2 separate regions of the Homo sapiens genome follow, and region 2 is linked to region 1. A link is a loop called in an ENCODE intact Hi-C map of the cell type or tissue named here. Cell type or tissue: PC-3. All regions are shown on one strand. Links, peaks and the distances in the headings refer to the core of each region. The heading gives the core; the rest is flanking DNA.

Evidence for each region. Peaks named below come from ENCODE experiments on the same cell type or tissue, not always from the same donor. Only the 100,000 strongest peaks of a DNase experiment are listed, where the experiment ranks them.
Region 2: a loop joins it to region 1, with 2.1 times the contacts of the local background. A loop is called at or near these places in 4 of 110 quality-filtered maps.

What each region holds. Positions count from the first base shown.
Region 1 is chr1:241,761,502-241,764,424 of GRCh38, forward strand. The region is part of intron 15 of WDR64 (WD repeat domain 64); the gene reads left to right. Among named protein-coding and RNA genes, the nearest start is that of EXO1, 85 kb to the right of the region's middle. In PC-3, for the core only: no CTCF peak of the experiment used is centred there; a DNase peak (open chromatin) is centred at 1,660.
Region 2 is chr1:241,815,904-241,818,826 of GRCh38, forward strand. It overlaps LOC105373231 (a long non-coding RNA gene), which reads left to right and starts at 1,987. Exons shown (of 3, transcript XR_949325.3): 1 at 1,987-2,244; 2 at 2,385-2,507; 3 at 2,642-2,729. In PC-3, for the core only: no CTCF peak of the experiment used is centred there; a DNase peak (open chromatin) is centred at 1,518; H3K27ac peaks cover 1,412 bases.

The DNA.
Region 1 (2,923 bases), core at 315-2,814:
TTGTTGTTCTTTTCCTTCTAATGTTTTAAAAGTTTGTTGTATATTAGATACATTAGAAATATATATATATGTATATATAGATAATTAGGAAGATATATTATGGATATTAGTCCTTTTTGAAAAATTTCTCGGTAGCATGTGATGCTGATAGCATTTTACCCACAGTAAAATTTCTTTCAAAAATTGGTGTTAATTCTCTTAAACCCTGCCTCTGCCCAATCATCTAAGTTTAGGTAATATCCTAAGTCCTTTGTTGTCATTTCAGCAATGTTCACAGCAGATTCCATCTCAAGAAACAACTTTCTTTGCTCATCCATGAGAAGCAACTCCTCATCCATTCAAGTTTTATCGTGAGATTGCAGCAAGTTACGCTTCGCTTCTAATTCTAGTTCTCTTGCTATTTCTACATCTTCAGTCACTTTCTCCACTGAAGTCTTGAACCCTTCCAAATATCTTTGAGGGTTAGAATCCTCTTCTTCCAAATTCCTGTCCATGTTGCTATTTTGACCTCCTCCCATGAATCACAAATGTCTTAATGGCATCTAGAATAGTGAATTCTTTCTGGAAAGTTTTCAATTTACTTTGAGCAACCAGATTTATCATAGGAACCACTATCTATGGCAGCTATAGCCTTACAAAATGTATTTCTTAAATAATAAGACTTGAAGGTCAAAATTTCCCCTTGATCCACGGGCTGCAGAAGGAATACTGTATTCACCGGCATGAAAACAACATTCACGTTGTACATCTCCATCAGAGCTCCTGGGTGCATTTTCAATGAGCAGTAATATTTTGAAAGGAATCTTTTTTTTTTCTGAGTAAAGTAGCTGTATATGTTGAATTCAACAACTTAATTTAACATCTCTTCAGAAAGCTATTTTTGTGATATGCTTACACCTCCTCAACAAGGCAGGCGCATGTGTGCATGTCTGAGGGATGAAGTGTTTGGGGCATATGTTTGAGGCTGAAGAATAGAGAATAAGAAAACTGTACCTTTTTGTTCCCATAAAAATTTAAACCAATTGTTTTTTTAACGAGGATCTTCACTAACTTTTTTGATTTACTCTAATATTATAGTACTCTAATCAAACCTTTTGCACTTTTCAGCTTTTAGAGAGATAAGTGGTCAGACACTAAAGAATGGAAGAAAACTGCAAGTTACAGCAGGAGCAATTGAGAAAAGTCTTCAGTTTTTTTCTCCCTGACATTAGCAAAACAACCATAATATAATTTATTTCCTTTTTTATTATTATTAACCATAAAGCTTCCTTGCAAAAAAAAAAAAATAGAATAATAATATAGCTGGTTTATGGAATTTGGAAACAATTATTTTGTCATAGAACGGAAACATACTGTATTAGTTTTCCTCATATTGAAACAAATGTCAGTTTGGAACTGCAATTTGAATGTCATTCATTGCTAGTTTAAATGATAAGTAGGTTTTATTCTTAGCTAAAAGCCCTTTAAAATCAATATACACAGTGACTATGTCATAATAACGTTATCATGTAATATGCACAAAAGACAGAACAAAATGCATGTCCTCGTAGACCAATTCTAGCCTACTTCCCTTTTCAACTCTACATATAATTGGAAACACTAGGTTCAATTATATGTATTTGATATATGAAATCTTATTTATAGCTAATAAAAACAGAAAGAAGATGACTGCACAGTGAGTCAGAACCAGGCAGTTAACAAATAATTGTGTAGGTACCAAAAAATGATTGCTTAAAAAAAAAAGAAAAACTATGGTGATAAATTATAAACTATTGAAACACAATAAAGTGCCTTGTAGGCTTTTAATGTAAATGTAAATTATCTCCAATTTTGAATCTTTATTTTTTGTAGTTATCATAATTATCATTATAGCACTTCCTTTTTGCAACAGACTTTAAAATTATAGATTGAAAGTTTGCAAAAGTCGGCCAGGCACAGTGGCTCACACCTGTAATCCCGGCACTTTGGGAGGCCAAGGCGGGCAGATAACTTGAGGTCAGGAGTTCCAGACCAGCCTGGCCAGCGAAACCTCATCCTTAATAAAAATACAAAAGTTAGCCAGGTATGGTGGCGTACGCCTGTAATCCTAGCTACGGGGGAGGCTGAGGCATGAGAATCACTTGAACCTGGAAGGTGGAGGATGCAGTGAGCTGAGATCATGCCATTGCACTCCAGCCTTGGCAACAGAGCAAGACTCAGTCTCAAAGAAAAGTTTGCAAAAGTCAATTAGGAAAAAAATTTGATTGTGCATGGAAATCCTCTCCCTAAAACTCTTTTATTTAGAAGCACTTTTTATTGAATACCTGCCACCGTATCATGCACTGTTCTTAGCACTGGGAATGTCAAGATTAATGAGGTATAGTACCTGCACTGTAGAAGTACAGCAGAGATCCTGGAGGGCTGGGGAGACGGGGAGGTTTTTGAAGAGGATAATTGCTGAATTATAGCTAAAGAACTATCAGGAGTTAGCTTGGCTCAGATAGGCAGTTTCTAGAGGATAGTGAAAAGACAGTGAATCTCAAGTGGAAGAGGTAATGTGAACGAAATAATGGAGGTAAAATATTGCATGGTTTGTGAAGGATAACTACAAGTATCTCAGTGTGGCTGGAGTAATACTGGGAGTAGTTAAAAATGAAGACAAACAAATAGGTAGGGACCAGACCATGCTTACAAGAATAAGGAGCTTGAGCATCCTATAACAAATGGAAGGCCATGGAAGGGCTTTAAATGAGAAATGACACGATCAGATTTGTGCTGTGGGCAGCTCATCTTTGATGCTGCCTGGATGACAGATTTGACAGGGACAGGACTAAAGGCAGAAGATTCAGGCAACAGGCTACTTCCTGTTTTAGTTAAAAGATATAAGGATGACCAGGCTCAGTGGCTCACACCTGTAATCTCAGCATTTTGGGAGGCCAAGGTG
Region 2 (2,923 bases), core at 183-2,682, 54 kb after region 1:
TTTTCTCTGAGGTTTTACTTTCCAAAATTATAAACTACAAATTTGCCTAAATTTCTAAAAATTGGGTCACTAAAAATGTAGACATAAATTAACGTGGTTCTTTTGGTTTTGCCGTATCCAACTATCTCAACAGGATTTTACCAAGATAAAATCTGAACCAGTGATTCCATTGGCTGCATTAGAACCAGCTGAGAACTGGGTTTTTTAAAAACACAATACGTATTTTCAGGCCCAATCCTCTAAAAACGCTGATTCAGCTGTGTCTGGTGTGGTGCTAGTGCATCTTTATTACATTAAAGATATCAAGGGGGTTATGATGTGCAGACAGCTTTAGGTGGTTAGGACCAACTTAGCTTATTACCTAACATGCGATCAAATTCTAAATGAGTCAACATGCAGACGTTCTAAAAAACAACAATCACATTTTTTCTTCATTTGATTATCTACTGTGTTAATGTAATGCCTTGCTCACTCTAAGAGCTTAATCTGTGCTTATTGACGGATTGACTATAGCGAGAAATACCCGCTCAATTATATCTTATCCAATTCAGTTGTATTGCGTAAAAGACTAAGGAAGGCCGGGTGCTGTGGCTCACGCCTGTAATCCTAGCACTATGGGAGGCTGAGGTGGGTGGATCACTTGAGATCAGGAGTTTGAGATCAGCCTGACCAACATGGTGAAACCCTGTCTCTACCAAAAATACAAAAATTAGCTGGGCGTCATGGCAGGCACCTATAATCCCAGCTACTCAAGGGGCCGAGACAGGAGAATTGCTTGAACCCAGGAAGAGGAGGTTGCAGTGAGCCAAGATCACGCCATTGCACTCCAGCCTGGGCAACAAGAGTGAAACTCCATCTCAAAAAAAAAAAAAAAAAAAGGACTAAGAAAAACGTCTCTATAATAGTCAGACTTTTGTTTGACAAATGGGGTTGTAAAGAAATATAAATCTTTAAGGCTACTCCTAAGGTCTAAGAGCTTTCTCACCAAAGTGATGCCATATAGACTGAGTCAAATCTACTGGGGATAAATTATAAGCATGAATTCAGGGTTGAGAAGAGAAAACGCGGGTGTCATGGATGGCAAAGCTGGAATGAAGGCTTCTGCAATGCCTTTACTCCATTTCTTATTACTAAAATCATGATAAATCAAAAAATAATAATAAAAAATAAAAAACTCGACAAGGGAACTTGGGGAATGAATCACATTTGTCATAACCTTACAGTTCTACGTCAGTATGCTTGAGCACTGGGACTGAACTAATGGACCTGAGTTACAATGTTCTACTGTGTTCTGGTGGGCTTTGGTATGGAGTCATTGTGGTCAAAGCTAAGCTTATTTAACTTTTGTCATTGGGATGAGATCTTGAGACCAACTTCTGTCAACAACTGAGCAATGTTCCTCAGTGACATACTTAAATATTCAACAAAGGTGACCCATATTTTCATCTCAGGAATTCAGGTTATCTTCATGGATCACAGAAAACTGAGCTGGAAAGGAGAGCTTTATTATTGTGCTTCCAGATTTGTTCCACGATGATTCAACTGATTCTGTAAAGACCTATCTGCAGTATTAGTCACTTATTCAATAAACATTCACTGAACTACTTTAGGCCAGAAACTATGCTAAAGTGGAAGAAACTATTATAAACATTGAACATGAGCTTTTTTGTAGCTAATCAACCACAGAAGGTGAAGATGTGTAAATAAATCATCATAATACATGAAGTCATAAAGGAGGAATCTGAAAGTATTATATTATTGCCTCATACACAGCAATCAACTGTTTGGGGGCTTGGGGAGGGTGCTGAGTAAGGCAATGGGTACTGAGCAAGGCAATGGGAAGGGGGCTAGTGGGTTGGGAATGTGGTGTCTTGAGACACACACTGAGATGTACTTTCAAATGAAGTCTGGAACTGCAGATATATTTAGCGAGTTGAGACTGGCAAGGGCAGGACGTCATAGAGAAAATACATGGAATAAAATGAGAAAAAGAGAAGTGGGGAAAGTGATAGGGCAGAAAACTCTAAGAAATTTCTGACATGCAAGGAAAAGAAATTTCTGACACAGAGAAAATACATGGAATAAAATGAGAAAAAGAGAAGTGGGGAAAGTGATAGGGCAGAAAACTCTAAGAAATTTCTGACATACATGGAATAAAATGAGAAAAAGAGAAGTGGGGAAAGTGATAGGGCAGAAAACTCTAAGAAATTTCTGACATGCAAGGAAAAGATGAAACAAAAAGAGGTAGTGAAAAAGCCTGGGGATGAGTGTGGGCAAGACAGGTGTTGGGCAAAAAGAGAACCAGAGAGACAATAACTCACAGGGATGAGGAAAGAGCGGGTTTCAAGAAGGAATGAATGGTTAACACTTGTTAATTTTCCAAGGTCAAATATGTAAGAGCAGAAAGCTGTCCTTTAAGTTCTGAGAACTAAGAGGAGTGGAGTGACCTAAAAAGCGAGTGGTGGGAGCAAAAGTAAGCTGCAGGGACCCAGGAGGAGCAACAGGAGGTGAGGAAGCAGAGATATCAACTCCTCCAAGCTGTTCTACCATAAACAGAAAGAAAGATACGGGATTGCAAGAGTGATGGGCAGATAAGATGCAGAGAGTGGGTTCTTTTTTTCTTCCTTTTGTTTTGGAACAGAGGTGGAGGTGGCAGCCTTCCTTTTTCTCATCAAAAGAATTGTTAAACAGAGGTTCCCAGAAAGTCTGTGCACAGTGGAGATGCCGAATACCATAAAGTACTGAAAGAAGAAGCATCAGATAGTAGAGAGAACAAAGTTGGAACGACCTGGCTTCAAATCCTGAGTGGCTCCTTTGCTAGCCGTGTGACTGAGCACATTACTCAGCCTTTGCAAGAGTCAGTTTCCCTGTGGATATCCTCAGAACAAAATATTCCTCCCAAGTTTATGGGAAGATTAAATAA